Linked DNA regions of Homo sapiens: region 2 is linked to region 1. The links are chromatin loops, found by intact Hi-C in ENCODE. Cell type or tissue: Caco-2. All regions are shown on one strand. Links, peaks and the distances in the headings refer to the core of each region. The heading gives the core; the rest is flanking DNA.

Region 1 (10,904 bases), core at 1,295-9,294:
AGGATTTGGAAGAGTCCAGAGCATTCTCTCTCCCCCTGCCCCAGGTTGTCCTTGCTTACCCGTGGCTCAGAGCCCCCACACAACAAAAGCCCACATCTAGGTGACCAAAAGTGGGTAACTGTACCATCTCAGGTTATGCCCAGGAGGGATGGTGTTCCTGTGCCCTCACCAGGGCCCTGGAGGAGGAGCCACAGTCTCTGCCTGCTTCTTCCTTGCAGGAGCTCCTCCCAGCACCCACCTTTCTGACCAAGGGCAGCAGGTTTGTCTGCCCCCTGGGAATTCCCATTCCTTCTTATATGCTAGGTTCTTACTTTTCTTAGCAAAGGCACCCCACTTCTCTCCCCTGGGAGACCCCAATTCTCTCTCCTCTTCTCTCCCTCTTGAATGTGCTCCTTCGTTCAGTTTCCCAGCACTCACAACCTCCTTGTTGTCTTCACCTCTGTCTCCCGATGCACACCCCATCCAGCACTGTGGTGAGTCCCCAGGGAGAGGCTGGTGCTACAAAAAGCCAAAAAGCTGCCACTGAGAGGGTGGCCGCTGCATGCTGCCTCCTAGCTTGGTCCTCCTGGCATTCACAGATGTGCATATGGTAAACATGGGAGGAGGGTGGGGGCAGACAGCAGCCCCTTGTCCCATCCTCCTCATCAAGAGCTGAGGACTGGAGAAGTCCCAGGACTCCTCTGATCTGGCTTGGGGATTAGGGGACTCTCTGGTTCGGGATCCTCAGAGAAGAGGACCCAGGAAAGGCAGGCTGGGGTGGGCTCCCGGGCAGGTGCCAGTGCGGGGCAGGCGTGGGTGACAGTGGGGGGATCTGAGTGCTCTCCTTTCTTCCTGCCAAACTCTCACCAGTTCTAGTCCTGCCACATCCCCATTCCTCCTTATCTGTTAGGTTCTCACCACTCCTAGCAAAGGCAAATAGAGGAAGAGCCAGTTTCCCAGGGGTCTCTGAGATGTCTCCCGGGGTATTTTTGCCAAGTGCCCTGGCCTCTTTGAGCCCAAATGTCTGTAGCTGCACAACGTGGAGCTATGTGAACACAAACCCTCCACTTTGACTTCGAGAATTTTCAGTGGATTACCCCTTTAGAGGAAAAGAGGATTATACATAAATCAGCTAGAGATCTGCTCAGGACCCCTTCCCACCTCCCTGGAGTTGGGGGTTGGGGGGAAGGGAGGTACTGACCCGAGGAGGAAAGAAATCACCATTAGGATGCCCCTCAGCAGGACTGTAAGTGTACATGAATATGGTCAAAAATGGATCATGTGCCAGCCTGGGCAACATAGTGAGACCCCCATCCCTACAAAAAATTAAAAAATTAGTCGGGTGTGAGGGTGCGCGCCTGTAGTCTCAGCTACTCAGGAGGCTGGGATGGGAGGCTGCAGTGAGCTATGTTCTTGCCAGCCTGCGTGACAGAGCAAGACCCTGTCTCAAAAAAAAAAAAAAAAAAAGGATTATATGAGGTCAGAGTGGACCTTAAGGTGAACATCAGTTATCTGAGCACAATATCCTTCCCTTAGTGTAATGCAGGCCAGGAAGCTCCCCTTTCTGGGTTTCAGGACAATTTCAGGAAGGTCCAGGTAAATCAAAGCCTTGGGCAATAAGATAGGGAAGGGCCGAGGGTGGGATGGGAGTAGATTGGGACTTATGGGGCACCAGGTATGTGGGCAATTTCCCATTTTCACCGAGGGTCAGCCCCCAAGACAAGGTTCCTAGGTTCCCTTCTGAGACCTGAGGACTCCCACAGGATTCTGATCTGAGTCCTGATCTCAGGGGGCCAAGGCCAGGCTTTGACTTCTGCCCTCTGCCCAGACACCTTCAGGGTGCTGAGGGGACCTCAAGAGCCATCACCTGACATCCCTAGGAATCTGGGATCAGGTATAGCTCTAGTGTCAAGGAGAGGAAAAGAAAGGACCTGCTGTAACCCCCATTTCCTGCTGTCCCATCCTGTTCCCCAGGACCCTTCTCACTCCCCTGACTGCCACCTCTCCTCTGCAATGATGTGAGGAGGTGAGGTCACAGCTTTTAAAAATATTCTGAGTTCATTAACCCTGTGAGTACTGCCACACTAAGCCAGATTCTTCCCAGTCCCTTCCTGGCTGCCGCTGCCTGTTGCACTTCCCACTGCCACTCACTCAAGTGGCAGCAGCAGGAACAACCAGGACCTACCCGAGAAGCTGTAACTCTGAGAAGCCTGCAAACACACACACACAGGCGTGAACTTGCAAGCACACACTCACACACAGAGGCACACACATGCAAGCACACACATGCTCATGTTTCACACACTCCAGGCCCCTGAAACCTGGTCTCTCAGCACTCCTCGGTCCCGATCCAGAGACATCCATTCTTTATCTCCACTCAGGTGGCCTCATGCCTGCCTTCCCTGGGGACTTCTCTCCCCTGAGCACCTCCTTCCCCAGAAATCCTGCCTGTAAACACAAAGGCAGCTGGGGTCCTTTCTCTCCTCTTGGGATTACTCAAAAGAAATCTCCGAGGGAGGAATCCAGAGACTTGGGTTCCAGTCCCAGGTTGGACTCTAGCAGTGGGATCTTGGGCAAATCCCTTCCACATCTATGAAATGAAGGGATTTACCTAAGCCAGTGGTTCCTAAAGTAAGCAGGACATCAGAACCACCAGGGAGATATTTCCAAATACACCCGCTTGGCCTCATCTCACACCTTCTGAGTCAGCCTCTCTGTAGAGAAAGCATGTTTTGGAAAACATGCTCTGGGTAATTCTGATGCAGAACCAGGTTGGGGGCCATTGATTCAAGAGATTTCCCAGGACATTCAGGCTCTTTTCCTCGTTCCCACCCATGCTGCCAGGTCCAGTGAGGACCCTGTGGTCCTGGGGGGTGGGGGAGGATTTCCAAGGGCTGCTGAGATCTGTCTTCAGCTCCTGACTTACGCTTCTGTTCTGCTTGCAGTATGCTCCAGCTGGCAGTAACAACCCAAACTCCATCTGAATGAGCTTCTTGGTCAGGGAAAACTCCAGACCCTGTCTCCCCAAAGAGCTGAGACTGGATAAGGCAGGCCCACCCCACTTTGCCAGCCAAAAGCCCCCATGCCTTGCCTGGCCACAGAGGTCTTCAGGAGGTGACTCCTCCTCTAATCCTTGGAGCAGACGGAGAGGAGGGAAGGTTAATTTCCATCCCAGCTGCCTGACCGCTGGGGCTGACAGTAAGATAGTGGAGAGCCAGGAGACCAGGGACACAGCAGAGGGATGGCAGAGCAGGAGGCCCTGCCCCAGGCCAGAACCAGTGGGTGGCCCAGCCTGATCCCTAGCTCCTGCAAAGGACCTCAGAAGGCATCATATCCAATGCCTGTGGAGGAACCAAGGCCCCTAGAAGAAACAGGGTTTGTTCAGGCCCTTTGGACCCTGGGTCAGTGCCTTCCCCAAGGCCACCCTGGCTGGACAAGACAGAGGGCCAAGCCTGCCCTGCAAAGCCTCTGGCCTGAGTATGCCTCACCATCCTTGCGGTAGTAGAGGATGTCCACCTTGCACTCCTCAGCCCCCAGCAGGGCCTGCGCTAGGCGGGACACGGCGCTGCTTGGTGTGTTGGGGCCTGTGAGGAAGTCGCAGGTGCAGGGTTGCTGCATCACCTCCACTCGGGAGTAGCCGAAGAGTTCGCAGAAGCCGTCGTTGCAGTAAATGATGGCGCAGTTCTCCATCTGAGCATTGGCAATCAGGAACTTCCGACCTGGGGTGGGAGGTGGGAGGCAAAAAGTCCATGGGAGCCAGGATCCAGCGGCTGGGAGGGAAAGATCATAAGGACTCTTGGTGGCAGTAAGGGGAATTTAGGCAGAGGAGCAGGGCAGTGACCGGAATGAGGGAGGGAGTCAGGCCTGGGGATTGTGGGAAGACTAGGGCAGTGAGGGTCTTGAGGTGGAAGGAAGGCCCAAGGCCTCCTGGAAACAGGAAAAGTGTGGGGAAGGGAGGCAGGGATGTGACCAGATGGGGGTCAGGCCTGGGAAAGCTCCTGGGAAGACCAGAACCAGGATATGAAAAGGAAGGAAAAGAAGGACTCAGAGAAGCCTCTGGAGGACGCGGATGAGGGGGCAGGCAGTGGCTGGAAGGGGAGGTTCGAACTTGGGGCACCAAGGAAACAGCTGGCAGTAGGGAGGGAAGGCCTGCACGCTGCTCCTTGTGTTCCAGAAAAGAGGACAGCATTTAAGGCAAGCGGGTCCCCCTGGAGGAGAAGGTGTTGGGGACATCAAAAGAAGGATTTTTCATTCAGCACCCGGCACTCACCACCTTGCCCGGTTAGAAGTTAGTAAAGGGGTCCAGCCCCCCCTTTCACGGAACCAGGACTCCAGATCGTCCCCCCGCCCCAACATACACACACTCACTTTGGCCCTCGAACTTGCGGATGATGGTGTCCAGGTAAGTGTTTTGGGGAGCGACGTGGCCCCTGCGGACCGGCATCTTTCGGCCGCGGCCCCTGCCCGGAGCCACAGGCGCCACTGGCTCCCGGCGTCTCCGTCTGTCCTCGGGCTCAGCAGCGTCCGGCTCCGGTGGGCGCCGCCCCCGGGGAGGGCCGCCGGGCTCCGCGCCCCGCCCGCCAGCCTGCGTCTGCCCTCCCCTCCCCACCCCTGCCCCACCTCTCCTTTCCTTTCCTGCGCTCCCCTGCCCTCCCCTCGCCTCCCTGGCCCGCGCCCTCCTGGCCTCCTCTCCTCTGCGCCGGCCCGGGAGCTGTCCACGCCTTGGTGCTGAAAGAAGCCGCGCGCCGGCGGCGGGGAGGGGGCCGCTGGGCGGGGCAGTTTCTCTGGGACCCGACGGGGCTGGGGCGGGGCCTTGCATCCTACGGGGCGGGGCGGGGCGGGGCGGGGCGGGGCTGGGGTCCTGGCCCTGGAATAGGGCAGGTGTTCTCTGAGGAGCTGCTTCTGTTCCTGTCCTAAGGGCCAATGGCCTCAGCACCTCTCCGATTCCCTCCCAGTACCAAAGGGCAGTCTCCCCTCCCAGTGCAGGGAGTTTCCCAGGCAGGAGGGGGGCTACAGATGGGGTTGTTAGGGGCCTCAGGTGGTCTTTGGCTGAAAGCTTTCTTCCGGGTCTGACCACTGGGCCCGACCCTGGCAATGATACCATTAGGCCTCTGGCCTGCTCTTATAGCAAGTGATCTCCAGCTCAGCTGAGACCTAGGTCCCATGCAGAGCTCCTGCCGCCAAGTCCAGCCAGGGCCTGGTCCTGAGAGGAGGGGGTAGGAGTACACATGAAGACGTGCAAGAAATATGCAATAAGGGCCAGGCGCGGTGGCTCACGCCTGTAATCCCAGCACTTTGGGAGGCAGAGGTGGGCAGATTACCTGAGGTCAGGAGTTTGAGACCAGCCTGGCCAACATGGCGAAGCCCTGTCTCTACTGAAAAAACAAAAATTAGCTGAGTGGTGGCGCAAACCTATAATCCCAGCTACTTGGGAGGCTGAAGTGGGAGAATCGCTTGTACCCGGGAGGCGGAGGTTGCAGTGAGCCGAGATTGCGCCACTGTACTCCAGCCTGGTAGACAGAGCGAGACGCGAGACTCCATCTGAAAATAAAAAGAAAGAAAGAAAGAAGTATGCAATAAGATGCCTTCTTCAGAGGCCTGAGAGCTCTTAGCATACAGGTACATCTTGGAAGGAGAACAGATTTAAAACCACCTATTAGCAAGTGACCACTGATAAAAGTGTCTGAGTACTGAGTACTGACTGAAAATGAACACACTAGAAAAAGCAAATGGGGGTGGGAATAGGTTTATTGAAAGAGGCTTCCTGGAGAGGAAGGGGAGAAGGGGACTACTGTTCACTGAGCATCTGGGTGGGCTTGTAGTGCTGCAGAGGGTTTGGTGAGCAATTTTGAGCCTGATCTTGGAGGGCAAGCATTCAAATGGGGCATGCACCTTAGGCAAAGGCCAAAGGTGATGTCAGTGCAGAGGGGCTGGGGTGGGGGGAACAAGGGGGTGTGGGAGAGGTGAGTTTGGAGGAAGGAGGTAATTAATAAAGACCCTCAGATGCCATTTTGAACATCTAGATTTAATTGATGAACAACCAAGTTCTTAAGCAATTAGACATGAAAGAAATATTCTGGTGACATAAACTTTACAATGGTGGGTGGGGGAGGAAGGATAGACAAGGAGGCTCAGCAAGGTTTTTACTGGAGTCCAGGTGAGAGGCTTAGAGTCCTGGGCTGGATGTGTGTTTGTCATGCAGAGCCACAGTGCCTAGTGGGGGCCTCTTTGGCCACTGTGGCTGGGGGATGAGAAGAGGGCAGAGATGTCCTGGCTGCCCCTCTGTTGGACAGGCTGGCTGTGGAGGAAAAGAAGGGGCTATTTCTCATGAGCTCAGTACATGGGGTGCTGAGCTCTGAGGAGGGACTTGGGCAGTGGGACATTCATTCATTCATTCATTCACTTACTCATTCCATCATTTTCCAAGTCCCTTTTGTGCACCATGGCCTGTGCTGACTAGAGTTGTTACAGAGGGGCACACTCCTGATGTGCATCCAGCTCTTATAGAGCTGATAGCTAGTAATAGGGACAAATAAGGACATTATGGCACAGAAAAGTAAGAGCAGGGACAGAGTCATCAAACAAGGGTGCTGTGGAGCCTGGGGCTGGAGCAAGTGCTTGGGCTCAGCCAGATCTCAGAAAGACCTTTTGAAACCTGGACAGGGGCAGGGTCCATGGAGATCTCAGCCTAGTATCTCTGTCCCCTGAACACCTGAGTTTGGGGCTCAGATTCTTAATTCAGAGAGACCTGGTCTCCTCTTTTGGCCACCCTCCCACCAGCTCAGTTGCAGCCGGGGTACCCCTTCTCTGTAGTTACTGGCTATAATGCCCTTTCCCCTCAAGTTTTCCCTATTCTCTGACAGACACTGACTCCCAGCCTCCCCAGGAGCCCATGCAACCTCCATCCAGACGCTCTGAATCCCCAATATTGAATGTAGGATCCTCATGGCAGGCAGACCCAGGCTGAGGATAATGAACTAGGAAAGGCAGAGGCAGAGGCCTTCCCGTTCTTTCCCCAGGCTTGTTTCTAGAGCACTAATTTCCCAAGTATTCTCCTACAGTTCCCTCCTTCCTGTCCTCCCCATCCCCCACTGAGCCTGAAAAGGTGCTGTTTGTCCTATGCTCGCTCCCCAGGGCAACGGGCCAGGCAGCAGGTGTGTGTGTGTTGAACAAGGCCATCTCCAGAGCAGAGTGGTTGGAGATGAGCTTTGTTTAAATATTAAAGAAGTCAATCATTAATCAAGCCTGGCTCAATGCCCAGCAACCCACTGTCTCCATTTGGAAGGGCTTGGGCTGGGGCAGAGAGAGCCATGGGGCAGTTTGTGAGGCTACTTACATCTCAACTGGTCAACAAAGAGCTTTTGGGGGCTGGATTATGTAGTCCAACACAGGGCTGGCCCAAGGATTAGCAGAAAGATGTGCTGGTTGGTATAAAAGCACAGTGCTCATAAACTGGGCACTGGTGATTCGTAAAGGAATGTCCTGTCCTACCTGAGTACATTTTATGTACTGTGGACTGAAGCAGAGTCCTTTTTCTAACCAGAGCAGAAGTGGACTGAAGCAGAGTCCTTTTTCTAACCAGAGCAGAAATTCCTTGGGCACTGCAGTCCCATAGCCGGGTTACTGAAAAAAACAAGGCTGTGTGCAGAACCAATTCTGGGCATGACTTGGGGTGGGGGCTGGTTTGCAGGGACACAGCCACTGGGTCAATAAAACCTTAGGTCCTGAGCCACCAGGGGAAGGAGTTTGGCCTGAAACCCAGGACACACATAGAATCACATAGAGCCAGTTGTTTGTGCACACAGCCTCACATACATGAGTTTGCAAACACACAATTACAATATCACATGTACCCAGATCTGCCACAGCTGAACCCAATTATAATTGGGCACTATGCATGCAGGCTGTCCCCTCCTCTGCCCCCCAACTCTCTGGCTCAGCCTCCCTCCTCCTGCCCCCCAGCCTCACCAGTTCACTGGTGTCTAGTCCCAACTTCACCATTCAGCTCTTACCCTTGGAGGCTTCCTGCTTTACTGTGTGAAAATCCAGATGGCCAGGCTGATTGAGCACAGCATCAGGACAAGGCAGAGGCCCAGCAGCATCCACTGTCCTTTAGCAGCCTGGCAGGGTTCCATGGCTATGCCCAGGAAGCAGGCATTGGGCAGTGGGCTGAATATCTCAGTGTCTTGAGTCAGTGACTGTTTTTCCAGGGACTGCAGCCTGCAGGCCAGCCCCAGCACCACCAGAGACATGACAAAGCCCAGGGCCAACAGCACCCAGTACCCAAATTTAGCCTGGTTGGGGTCCAGCTTCAGACTCAGGAATGTCACTTTGTCTGTGTCTTTTTCTGTGGAAGACATAGGAGTCTCATAGGGTGGGTAGAACTGGAGAGGGACCCCTGGGGTCTCCTGTGGCTGTCAGAGGAGATCTGATTGGACTACATGCCCCTGCATGCAAGGGACCAGAGGCAAGATGCTGATCCTTTGCTCAGATGTCAGCCTGGCAACCTAGCTGGACAGTGTGCAAGGAAGCAACTGAGCCAGGGGCTGTGGTGGGAGCGGTGGTCTTGGCTGAAGCTGCATCAGGCCTGGTACAGACAGGGTCCCACAGCAGCAGTGCTGTTGATTCAAGCCAGGTCATGAATGAGCCAGGGGTTAAGGCTGGGTAGGGGTAGGTACTAGGACAGAGCAGGGTAAGGTGGAGCCTGGGGCTGGCCCAGAGCTGGAACCAGGGTCAGATTATCAAACCTTCAAAGGAACAGCTGAAGTCTGGCCAGCCTAAGATGTCCCCTTGCTGCATGTTCTGTCACCAGCCAGGTCAGTAGGGGTTTGAAGTAGGTCATGAAGACATTTGTAGACACCTCAGACTCCCCAGTCAGCATCTTTAGGACCTCTGGCCAGGGCTTGCTTGAGCCCAGCTTTAGAGCATCCCTAGGGGAGTGGGTGCAGCTGTGAGGCTGTGTGAGGGCATCAGCTGGTGCAGCTGAGACCCCCAGTGCACCCAATCCCAGCCCCAGCGATTGGCCAGCCAGAACTTTCCCGCAGAGCTTGGCATAGTGGATACAATCACAAGTTTGAAAGAAGATTAATCTGGGTTTGAATCTCAGCTCTGCCATTTAGTAGCTGTGGGGCCTTGGGCAAGTAACCTTTCTGAGCCTCAGTTTCCATATCCATAAAACGGAGATGATAATGGTATCTACCTCGAAGAGCCATTGTAATGATTAAATAAACACGGTGCTGGGAGCATAGCATGCAGGCAATACACGTTAACTACTGATGATGATGATGATTCCTAGTACTACTGGTAATACTGTGATGATTATTATTCTCCTGGACTCAAATAGGCATAAAGTCCTGAGACACTGTTTCCCGTGAGGTGCTCGGTGTTGGTAGATAGTGGCAGCTCTTCACCCCTTTCTGGTTTCAGGGAGGGTTTGGGAGGATTAGAAACATCATGAGCATGGGAGGTGCTCCGCACACCACCTGTAGTGCTGCACAAATGTCAGCTGTGTTTCACGGCACACCCGGTCCTTAGGGGCAGGTGGTTGAACTTTATGCTAGGTCCCTTGGGCTCACAATGGGAGTATAAGGTGTGCTGAAGCCAGGGCTCCAGGCTTCTCCACTCCAGAGTCCCCAGGAGAGGCAGTGGTGGGCAGATGTTTATCCTTCACAACCTGTTGTTCCTTGATCCAACTCTCAGGACAGACTTGGGACCCAGAGGCCCAGAGGTCACGATCTAGAGTCTAGACTAACAGGGCCCAGGCTTAAACCTGACCTAGCAGTGCTACTTATGGACTGCATAACCTTAAGCAGACAACTTAGCCTCTCTCGGCCTCAGTTTCCTCATCAGTAAAATGGGAGCCATGAATACCTGCCCTCATTGTGATGAGGACTAAGTCCCACAATGATGAAGGAGGGTTTGTAGCTTGCAAAGGCTTATGCGCATCACTTAATAAACAACTGGAAAAGAAAGAGTTAGGGAAACCAAAGGTCAGTGGGGCCTTGGCAGATACCACTGGAGAAGAAAAACCACAACTAACTCTAGGTAAGAGGTTCTGATGCTGGCTCCTGAGTAAGAGGAAGAACCTAGTAGGGGAAAAGCTTCAACCATTGAGAATCTACCCATTTAGAAACAGTCCTTCAGGCTGGGTGGGACAAGATGTTTGACCAAAGGGCAGCCAACAGCCCATGTGGACAGGACATGAGACCAGAGAGCAGCAGAGATGACAACTAGATGCTGCCTGGAGCTTTCAACTCCAAAGTGACAACAACACACCCCATGGACAAGGTCAGGCGCACCATGGCTGGTGGGGTGAAGCTGGGTGACTTTGAGAACTTTGACCAGGCCCAATTCAACCCTCCATTCCCAACAGAAGCAGCCCAGAGCCTGACTCAGGGCCATCACATTTAGGAGGATGAATCAAAAGTAGCAAAACCAAGTTTTAAGATCAATTAGGCAAAAGAGCAGCCAAGAATCTTTCTCTTTTCCCCCTGCAAGCACTCACATCCCCTCTCCCCTCCACAAACCATATTCGGCTCTGCTGCTATTTCATCATCTGCAAAGGTCATGATATCCTCCTTACTCAGAAACCTTTCCTCTGCCCACGGCTCACAAAATGGTATGTGAAGTCCTAAGCCTGGAATCAGGATTTTCCCTGAGCAGGAGTCTGGCCAGGGACACACAGGGACTGGTGAGCAATGACAAGAGATGACTCACTGGCCACATGCTTTGGTGCCAAGTCAGACCCTGAGAGCCCTGTGCACCTTGAGTGGGGTGAGCGTGGGAAGTGGTGAAAATGACTGAGGTCAAACATCCCACCAATCAGGTGGGATGAAAGAGGTGAGTTGATGTAAAAGAAAACAGATATCTTGGCCAGGCGTGGTGGCTCACACCTGTAATCCCAGCACTTTTGGAGGCTGAGGTGG
Region 2 (10,904 bases), core at 1,628-9,627, 51 kb before region 1:
GACACTCGCTGCCTCTGACCCCTGTCTGTTCTGTGACTTTTCACTGCTAACAGCTGAGGCTGAGAAAGCCCACTTGTCTGGCTGCTAATAAAGCATCCGCTTACCCTCCACACACGGAGATAGTCACCGCTTGTTGCCAGTAGGTCTGGATAGACGCCTTTTGTGTCAGGGATCCACATGAGCTTTGTGGTGGGGTATGGGTGGTCAAAGGTGTTTCTGCAAATAAACTCTGAACTCTCCTCATCTAAACCAACAAGCTGAACCTGTAACATACCAAAGTTGAGCCACATAAGCATTTGTGAGCAGTACAGCAAATACATTAGATCCCTGGTCAGTGACAGAGGTTTTTTTTGTTTGTTTTTTGTTTTAAAGACAGGATCTTGCTCTGTTGCCCAGGCTGGAGTGCAGTGGTGCAACCACAGCTCAGTGCAGCCTCCACCTCCTGGTCTCAAGTGATCCTTCCACCTCAGCCTCTCAAGTAGCTGGGGTTAGAGGCATGCACCACCAGACACAGCTAATTTTGTTCATTTTTTGTAGAGACAAGGCCTCACATGTTGCCCAGGCTGGCCTTGAACTCCTGGGCTCAACTGATCCTCCCACCTCAGCCTCCCAAAAGTGCTGGGATTACAGACATGAGTCACTATGCCTGGCCAGTGACAGAAGTCTTGACACTGTACTACACTAAACTGCAGAATCAAAAACGATTGCCATGAGAGGGTATCTAGTCCAACCATCCTCTGGCAGACAAGGACACCCAGACTCAAAGGGGTGGTTACACTCAACACTGCAAAGCCAGTAGGAGACAGAGATTACAGGTTTTCTGACTCAAGTCTGCATTCTTGACTCCAACTACATAAGTGCACTATCTGCCAGGCCAGGCACACCTTCCCCTGAAACCCCTAAGGTATTTGAAAATGACCAGGGGTGGTTCTTGGCTGCCACAATGACTGAAGTGCTGAGGACATTTGGTGCTCAGGGGCCAGGAATATGAAACACCCTTTGCAATTTCATTAAACAAACTAATGCTCACTTAAAAATCCAATAGTGCACAACCCTCACCAACCCCAAACTCAACACTGGCTCATTATGTTTACACATAAAGGTATGTCAAATGACCGTTTGAGAGCCCAAACCACTGTGACTGGCAAAAAAAAAGTCGGCGCCATTGATGAGAAAGTCCCACCTAGCTCTGATCACTTTTTCTTAGAGTCAATTTTAGCCCACCATTAACTTCCAATCTTTGCTGTCAAACTCAATCTGGCTCAATGGGACACTAACTGTACATTTGCTTATGAACTTCCAACTGGAAGATGGAATAGTGGGGATATTTGGTAAACATCCACAATAAGGGGAAAAGCACTAACCAGACAACACAAAATAAAATTCCTTCTACTCATCTTTCTGACCTCAGTCTCAGACACACCAGTATCTTCCAGACATTTTCCCCCCAAAGTTAGGTATAGTTGCATATAATAAAACCCACTCAAGTGTACAGTTAAATGAGTTTTGGCAAATGTACAGTTGTATAACCCCCACAGTAAGATATAAAACATTTCCATTAACCCAGAAAGCTCTCCCAGGCTCCTCCGCAGTCAACCCCTCATACCTACCCCAAGTAGCCACTGATCTATGGTTTTGTCTCTCCATAATACGATATAAATAGAATCAGATGGTCTTGAGTCTTTGTGTCTGGCTACTTTCATCAGTACACTGCTCTTGAGATTCATCCATGTTCTTGTGTGTATCAGTAGTTGCTTCTTTTCTTACTGCTGAATAATATTGCATTATGTGCAATGTGGCAGTATAATTTTGGGTTGTTGAGATAGGGTCTCACTCTGTTGCACTGGTTCGAGTGCAGTGGTGCAATCGTGGTTCACTGCAGGCTCAACCTCCTGGGCTTAAGCAATCCTCCAGCTTCAGCCTCCTGAGTAGCTGGGACCACAGGCATGTGCCACCACACCCAGCTAATTTCTAAATTTTTTGTAGAGATGGGGTCTCCTTATGTTGCCCAGGCTGGCCTCGAACTTCTGGGCTCAAGTGATCCTCCTGGCTTGGCCTCCCAAAGTGCTGGGATTACAGGCGTAAGCACCGCACCCAAAAAATTTTTTATGTCCTAGTTGAGAAATCTTTGCCTAATCCCAGGTCCCAAATATTTTTCCCTGTTTTCTTCTAAAAGTTTTCTAGTTTTAGGCTTCATATTTAGGTCTCTGAGTCATTTCAAGTTAAATTTTTATATGGTACAAGATATGAATCAAGGTTTGCTTTTTGTTGTTGTTTTTCCTTTTGAGACGGAGTTTTGCTCTTGTCACCCAGGCTGGAGTGCAATGGGCACAGTCTTGGCTTACGGCAACCTCCACCTCCTTGGTTCAAGCAATTCTCCTACCTCTCTGCCTCCTAAGTAGCTGGGACTACAGGCATGTGCCACTACGCCCGGCTAATTTTTTAATATTTTTAGTAGAGAAGGGTCTTCACCATTTTGGCCAGTCTAGTCTCGAACTCTTGACCTCAGGTGATCCACACGCCTCGGCCTCCCAAAGTGCTAGGATTACAGGCGTGAGCTACAGCTCCCGAACAAGGTTTGCTTTTTTACATATGAACGTCTGACTCTTCCAGCATCATTGGTTGAGAATTCTTTCTCCTTTGCATTACCTTGACCCCTTTATTGAAAATCAGTTGACCATGTATTTATTCATCTATTTCTGGACTCTATTCTGTTCCATTATTTATTTGCCTATCTGTCTGCTAGTAGGCAAACTGTCTTGATTATAGTAGCTTTCTAGTAAGTTCTAAAATCAGACAGTGAGTTCTCCAACTTTGTTCTTCTGTTTCAAAATTGTTTTGCTATTCTCTACTTTTGCTTTTCCATGTACATTTTACAATCAGCTTGTCGAATTTTACAAAAAGCCTGCTGAGATTCTGATTGGGATTGTGTTGAATCTATTGAGCAGTCTGGGGAGAACTGACATCTTACAATATTAAGTCTTCCAACGCATAAACATAGCACATTTCTCCATTAATTTACGCCTTTTTTAAGTTCTTTTTTTTCAGACAGAGTCTCGCTCTAGCACCCAAGCTGGAGTGCAGTGGCACGATCTTGGCTCACTGCAACCTCTGCCTCCCATGTTCAAGTGATTCTCATGCCTTAGCTGGGACTACAGGTGCGCACCACCACGCCCAGGCAATTTTTGTATTTTTAGTAGAGATGGGGTTTTGCCATGTCGGCTAGGCTGGTCGCTAACTCCTGGCCTCAAGTGATCTGCCTGTCTCGCCCTCTCAGGGTGCTGATATTACAGGCGTGAACCACTACGCCCGGCTGCCTTAATTTCTTTCAGCAATGTTTTAAAGTTTTCAGTGTACTTCTTATGATTCTTTCATTAATTTTATTTCTTTATTTCTTTTTCTGAGACTGAGTCTCGCTCTGTCGCCTCAGCTGGAGTGTAGGGGCATGATCTCCGCTTACTGAAACCTCCGTTTCCCAGGTTCAAGCAATTCTCCTGCCTCAGCCTCCCATGTTGCTGGAATTATAGGCGTGCGTGACCACGCCTGGCTAATTTTAATTTTTATTTTTTGTATTTTTTAGTAGAGACAGGGTTTCACCATGTTGGCCAGGCTGGTCTCAAACTCCTGACCTCAAGTGATCTGCCCATCTCAGCCTGACAGAGTTCTGGGATTATTGGCATGAGCTACTGCGCCTGGCCCATTAACTTGATTTCTACACAAGTTTTATGCTATTATAAATGAAATTGTGTTTTATTTTTTTTAAGATAGGATCTTGCTTGTCACCCAGGGTGGAGTGTAGTGGCTCAATCACAGCTCACTACAGCCTTGACCTCCTAGGCTCAATTGATCCTACCACCTCAGCCTCCCAAGTAGCTGGGACTACAGGTACAAGCCACCGTACCCAGCTAATTTTTGTATTTTTTGTAGAGACAGGGTTTTGCCATGTTGCCCAGGCTGGTCTTGAACTCCTGGGCTCAAGTGATCCACCCACTCTGGCCTCCCAGTATGCTGGGCTTACACATATGAGCCACTGTGCTTGACCATGAAACTGTTTTAAATTCCATTTCCAATTGTTCATTGGTACTGTATATAGAAATACAACTGATTTTTGTACATTAATCTTGGCTTCTATAACTTTGCTACATTAGTTATTAGTTTTAGTAGCTTTTTTGTAGATTCCTAAGGATTTTTCTACATATATTCATAGATCTTGTCATCCATGTTTAACTCTTAAAAATCCATATGACTAAGTCTAAATATTCATTTTATGGAGCACCCACAGACTTTCAACAATCATATAATTGTTAGGGGAGTTAACGTATAAAGATGTAAAAGGAGACAAAACCCAGTGTCCTAAAACACTTAAGATAGCAATGCAAGTAATGTCACAAGGTAATACATGATTGGCTTCTTATTTATGACACAGATAATAATCGATAACAATTGAGAGGAAACAGCAATAATTCAAATGGGGCACCTGAGGAAAAAAGTAAGCATCTGAGCAGAGTCTTCAAAGGAGAATAGGAAGGATCTGGGTAGGCAAATAGGAAAGGGAAGGGCATCCCAGGTAGGTAGAACAGAAGGGTCACACATACAAAGGTGGCAAACTAAATGACCCATTTGATAGCAGCAAGCAGGCCTGTTTGAGAGAGCCACGTGGGAGTGCAGCGGAGATGCAGCTGGGAAGGTGTGCTGAGGGTAGGCTGGAAGGCACCAAAAGCAACCTTCACCTTCCCCCGATGAAGGTGTCTGAGAAGACAGTGGTATGATTACAAGGCCTCTGAGGGCCACACATCTGGTAGTGCTGGGCGGGACAGACTGGATCAAGGAGGTGGCTGGAGGCAGGGAGCCCAGAGGGGAACAGGGGAAAAATTAAGGGATAGTGAGAATGGCAAGGGATAACCAGGAATGGCCACAAGAGGGACTGTGACCAAATGAACAGTTTTTACATGGAACTAAAAAGTTGACATTCTCACCTTTGCATAATTTTTTTTTTTTTTTTGAGACGGATTTTCACTCTTGTCACCCAGGCTGGAGTGCAATGGCGCAATCTTGGTTCACTGCTACCTCAGCCTCTCAGGTTTAAGCGATTCTCCTGCCTCAGCCTCCCAAGTAGCTGGGATTACAGGCAGATGCCACTGTACCCTGCTAATTTTTTTTTTGTATTTTTCGTAGAGATGGGGTTTCACCATGTCGGTCAGGCTGCTCTCAAGCTCCTGATCTCAGGTGATCCACCCGCCTTGGCCTCCCAAAGTGCTGGGATTACAGGCATAAGCCACCACGCCCAGCCAGAAAATATTACATAAAGAAGGAAGATTCTAGATGAAATGTGGAATTTTTGGTATCAGCCTTTGTGGAGGAGAAACGGGAAAAAAACCCAGATGAGAGTGCTTGCTTCAGCAGCACACACACTCAAATCAGAACTATACAAAGGTTAGCATGGTCCCTGCACAAGGATGACATGGAAATTTGTAAAGTGTTCTGTATTTTCACAAAGGATAAATGCTTGGGGCAATGGATACCCAATTTTCCAAGTTGTGATTATTATGTTTTGCATGCCTATACCAAAATAGATACACCTATTATGTACCCACACAACAACAACAACAACAAAAACATGAAAGGCTAAATTCTGAGGCTCATTGGGCAGAATAAAGAATAAACCTCTGAGGCTGGGTGTGGTGGCTCACACCTGTAGTCTCAGCACTTTGGGAGGCCAAGGAGGGTGGATGGCTTGAGCCCAGGAATTCGAGACTAGACTGGGCAACATGGTGAAACTTCATCTCTACAAAAAATACAAAAATTAGCCGGGTGTGGTAGCGCATGCCTGTAGTCCCAGCTAATTGGGAAGCTGAGGTGGGAGGATGGTTTGAGCCTAGGAGGTAGAGGTTGCAGTGAGCTGAGATCATGCCACCACACTGCAGCCTGGGCAACAGAGCGAGGCCTTGTCTCAGAAAAACAAAGAAAAAAGAAAGAATAAGTCTCTGATGTAGATTGTGAGCCAGATATTTATATATTCATTCAAGAAGTATTTAGTAGACAGCTCTTAGGAGTCAGGCACTGTTTTAAGTGCTGTGGATACACCAGGGAGCATGAAACCCCAAATCCCTCTCTAACTTTGCAGATAACACTGTGAAGTTCAACTGGAAGAGAAAATGTCTTTCAAGTCATCAGAGATTTCCTCCCAAGCTTCAAATATCCAATCTTGTGAGCATTTGACACTTGGGATCCTCTTAGCCTAACAAGACTTTCTACCACCCAGCCCTAACTTACCTTATATTCCACCTTCATTTATCTAGTCACTGCTTCCCATCCCTTTCCTTACACTTCCCTCTATACCTGTAAAATCCTCATACATCCTTTCCACTGACCCAAATCCTGCCCAATGTTAATACGGCACAGTGGAATTGGGCTTCTAGGGCTCCCCACTTAACCACCTGCTAGCTGTAAGACTTTGGACATGTTACTTAACTCTGCTCATCTTGTTTCCCAATCTGTAAAGTGAGGATATTCACAGTACCTACCTTGAGTTGTATGTAACAGCTCTACATAGAACTGTCTTACTCAATATATGAGCTTTGAATATTATGACATCTTGCCTCCTTCATAAGGCATTCACAGTCTTCCTGGTCCAGTGCTCTTTCTTTCAGTGCTTATCTCTAACATCTGTTTGGTGACTAATCCCATAGTGCCTCATGAAAGCACTGACATTACTGTCTTATGCTATTTCACTTAGTAAATGCCTTAAATATAGGCCTGTGTCTTACTTCTGCTTGTACTGCCTACAGCAATGGTTTTCCAACTTAGCTATCAGACTTGCCTGAAGAGGTTTACATTCCTAGGCCTTCAACTCCAGCCTAAGATTCTGATTCAGTAAGTGTCAAGTGAGGCCCAGGACTCTCTATTCTTAGGAATTCATCACCCCTGGTGATGTGATTTCAGCAAAGTTTGACAATCTCTGAAAAATAGTACCTAACCTAAGAGAGAAGTCAGGAAATAGCTGAGATTCGATCTTTCCTTGACCTTATCAATGCTTTCAGAAGAGGTAATGACTTAAATTTTTAATTTGAATTCAAGAAAAAAGCCATCCTCATTTTTCAGAAAAGGCTCATGAAATTCAAGTCCTGACGTAATTTTTAAAAATGATTTTCCCCAATTAGAAAATTAAAACTTCTTCTTTATAAAAAATACTGCCCCCCCACACACAAAAAATTAAAATTAAAATCCCACCACATAAAGATAACCATTCATTTTCTTTTTTCCCATGGTTCTTTATAGTTTTTAAGTATTTTCAAGCATTACAGAAGTAATTTATACTAACTGTAAATAATTAAGGTACTAAGTATAGAGAATTAAAAGTACAAGTCCCTCTTTCAATGCCACCCCATCCCTCTATACCAGTAATTGCCATTTGGTTTGATATAACTACTTCCAGATCTTGCCTACAGATTTACAGATACAAATTTTCTTTACATAAATATAATTATACTATTCTGCAACTCACTTCCTTTACACAATATATCAATTTTCTTTTCTTTTTTTTTTTTGAGACGGAGACTCACTTTCTCGCCCAGACTGCAATGCAGTGGCACGATCTTGGCTCACTACAACCTCCACTTCCTGGATTCAAGTGATTCTCTTGCCTCAGCCTCCTGAGTAGCTGGGATTACAGGCACCCGCCATCGCACCTGGCTAATTTTTGTATTTTTAGTAGAGACAGGGCTTCGCCATGTTGGCCAAGCTGGTCTTGAACTTCTGACCTCAAGTGATCTACCAGCCTCGGCCTCCCAAAGTGCTGGGATTACAGGCATGAGCCACCGTGCCTGGCCATCTTTTCTCTTTTCAAAAAATTTTAAAATTTTTTCCAATCATATTCTGCATGACAATTTTCTTTTTCATGCTGGTGCCAATACAAATAAATCTGTCTAATTGTCACAACTGTATAGCATTCCACAAGATAGCCAAATTACAATGTATTTAATCCCAAAAGACAGTTAGACTAATTCCCATTTTCCCTATGAAAAACAATGCCTCAATATATATCCTAATAATGTTTTTCTGCACTAGTAAGTTATAGTGCTCTATAGAGCAGAGCACTACTTTCTGACTTGCCTTGCAATTTACACTCTTACCACCTAACTATGCAAATGCCTGTTTCCCTACACCCTCCCTCACAAGGGAAGAGGAGGCTTCCCTATCAAGGATATATATGAGAGGACCAGTATCTAGGAGGCAAAGAATATAATAAACATTTTTCCTATCTTTTTTTTTCTTTTTTTTTGAGACGGAGTCTCACTGTTGCCCAGGCTGGAGTGCAGTGGCGCAATCTCAGCTCACTGCAACCTCCGCTTCCCAGGTTCAAGCGATTCTTGTGCCTCAGCCTCCCGAGTAGCTGGGATTACAGGTGCATACCACCACGCCTGGCTAATTTTTCCATATTTTGTAGAGACGGGGTTTTGCTGCGTTGCCCAGGCTGGTCTGGAACTCCTGAGCTCAAGCAATCTGCCTGCATTGGCCTCCCAAAGTGCTGGGATTAGAGGTGTGAGCCATCACGCCTTGCCTTTCCTATCATTTCTGTCAGCTGTTAGGCTGATGTGACCAACATCCCTGTAATGAATCACCCTCCCCACCAGTAATGTTTAACCCACTGTAGTACACACACTTGACATAGCTGGTGCTTCCCAGTTTCTCTTACCAAAGTACTTGGAAAAAGACATCTAGACCGGGTGTGGTGGCTCACACCTGTAATCCCAGCACTTTGGGAGGTTGAGGCAGGCAGCTTACCTGAGGTCAGAAGTTCAAGACCAGCCTGGCCAACATGGCGAAAGCCCGTCTCTACAAAAAATACAAAGATTAGCAAAGCGTGGTGGTGCACACCTGTAATCCCAGCTTCTCAGAAGGCTGAGGCAGGAGAATCACTTGAACCCGGGAGGCAGAATTTGCAGTGAGCCAAGATTGTACTACTGCACCCCACCCTGAGCAACAGAGTGACACTCCATCTCAAAACAAAGACAGAAACAAAAACAAAAAGACATCTAGACTATTTAAAAATAAAAAGGTACATTTGTTACTCAGAGGTCAGATAGTATTGGCTCCTAAATATCTGACCAAGATTTGAGACACCTTAGAATTAAACAAAAACAAAAACAAAAACAAAAAACCACCAAAGTGGTATATATGAAGCCATGACTGTGGATGGTGCTGCTATGTGAGAGTGCACGGCCTGGAGATCAGGCCTGGTGGTACTGTTGGAATTTGCAGGGCAGCTTAAAAACTATGCCTGCTTGGTCCCCACCCTCTGAAGGTTCTGATTTACTAGGTCTGGGCATGAGCTTTTTTTTTTTTTTTTCCTTAAAGTAGAGCTCCATAGGTTATTCCAACACACCCTATAAGAAAGAGGACTGGTAGGTTAAAGCCAAAAATGGGGACACCCTAGAGGACATCTTTGGGAGAATAATCTACCTAGGCCAAGACCCCACTATCTGAGCATTCCACGCCTATAAGATGACCCTCTTCTCTCCTAGATCAGTGCTTCTTAACCATGGACCACAGCTCTATGTTAGAATCCTCTGGGAACTTAAACATATCCCAACAAATTAGGTTTAGTAACATCCCAGACCACTAAAACCAGAATTTCTGGTAATGGGACACAGGCTTTGGTATCTATTAAAGCTCCCAGTGACATCAAATAATAGCCAAGGTTGAGAATTAATGTGCTAGATTGACACAGGTGTTTGAACTGGTTGGACTTCTGAGCTAACCGATTCACTCCTAAGCATTTGGAATTAAGACCCAAAAGCTATCTAGTTTTAGCCTGGAAGGCAAAAGGCAGGAAAGGGCCACAGACGCAGCGTGCATGGAGCTGCAGGGAAAGCTGGCATACATAGCGAGTGAGAATGACAAGCATGCAAGGAAAGAGGCAGAAAAGAGACATGTATTGTGAGGTGGGGCAGGGTGTGAGACAACAGCTTTCCACTGGCCGGGTCCAGTCCCATGAGAGGCCTGAGGCTCATTCTTGCCTTCCGATTCTCCAACTCCCTTGAATGAAAACCTCCCTTTCCTTCAACTACCTTGAGTGGGTTTCTGTTTCTTGCGAGCAACGAACGTTAAATCAAGCCAAGAAAATAACAAAAACAGAGATGGTTTCTGTTAATGACAGAGATCAACTAAGCTAGCTTTCAACGTATTTCAGTGTAAAATTTAAAGCGCCTGAGTTTAATGTTAGGTTGGTGCAAAGGTAATTGTGTTTTTTTGCCATCATAAGTGATGGCCAAAACTGCAAATTACCTTTGCACTAACCTAATATAACTGATAACCAAAGCAAAGACTAAGAACTTTCTACATATAGTACCCCGAATAAAATGCAAAGCTTCTCTGGAATATCTTAGGGCATGCCCAATTCTACCATGTATCTTTCTACATCCGAAATCAGACCTGGGCACGGTGGCTCACTCTTGTAATCCCAGCACTTTGGGAGGCTGAGGCGGGTGGATCACTTGAGGTCAGGAGTTCGAGGCCAGCCTGGCTCTACTAAAAATACAAAAATTAGCTGGGTGAGGTGGTGCATGCCTGTAGTCCCAGCTACTTGGGAGGCTGAGGCAGGAGAATCGCTTGAACCCAGGAGGTGGAGGTTATGGTGAGCTGAGATCACGCCACTGCACTCCAGCCTGGGCAACAGAGCGAGACTCCATCTCAAAAAACAAAAACAATAACAAAACAAAATCAGGGTAAAATTTCAGGGTACATGCTATATTTAAGAAGGATGCCAGGCTGGGTGCGGTGGCTCATGACTATAATCCCAACACCCTGGGATGCCAAGGCCAGAGGATTACTTGAGCCCAAGAGGAATTTGAGACCAGCCTGGGCAACATGACAAAATCCCATCTCTGTAAGAAGTAAAAAAA

What was found. Peaks named below come from ENCODE experiments on the same cell type or tissue, not always from the same donor. Only the 100,000 strongest peaks of a DNase experiment are listed, where the experiment ranks them.
Region 2: it touches region 1 in a loop (6-fold over the local background); 3 of 110 quality-filtered maps call a loop at or near these places.

What each region holds. Positions count from the first base shown.
Region 1 is chr17:63,516,933-63,527,836 of GRCh38, reverse strand. It overlaps KCNH6 (potassium voltage-gated channel subfamily H member 6), which reads right to left and starts at 4,479. Exons shown (of 13, transcript NM_001278919.2): 1 at 4,348-4,479; 2 at 3,468-3,698. The coding sequence starts at 4,423. It also overlaps the pseudogene ACE3P. RefSeq lists enhancers at 10,856-10,904, 9,962-10,904. In Caco-2, for the core only: no CTCF peak of the experiment used is centred there; a DNase peak (open chromatin) is centred at 4,666; H3K4me3 peaks cover 377 bases.
Region 2 is chr17:63,567,829-63,578,732 of GRCh38, reverse strand. DCAF7 (DDB1 and CUL4 associated factor 7) reads right to left here. Exons shown (of 7, transcript NM_005828.5): 2 at 105-263. It also overlaps the pseudogene RNU6-288P. Among named protein-coding and RNA genes, the nearest start is that of DCAF7, 23 kb to the right of the region's middle. In Caco-2, for the core only: no CTCF peak of the experiment used is centred there; no DNase peak of the experiment used is centred there.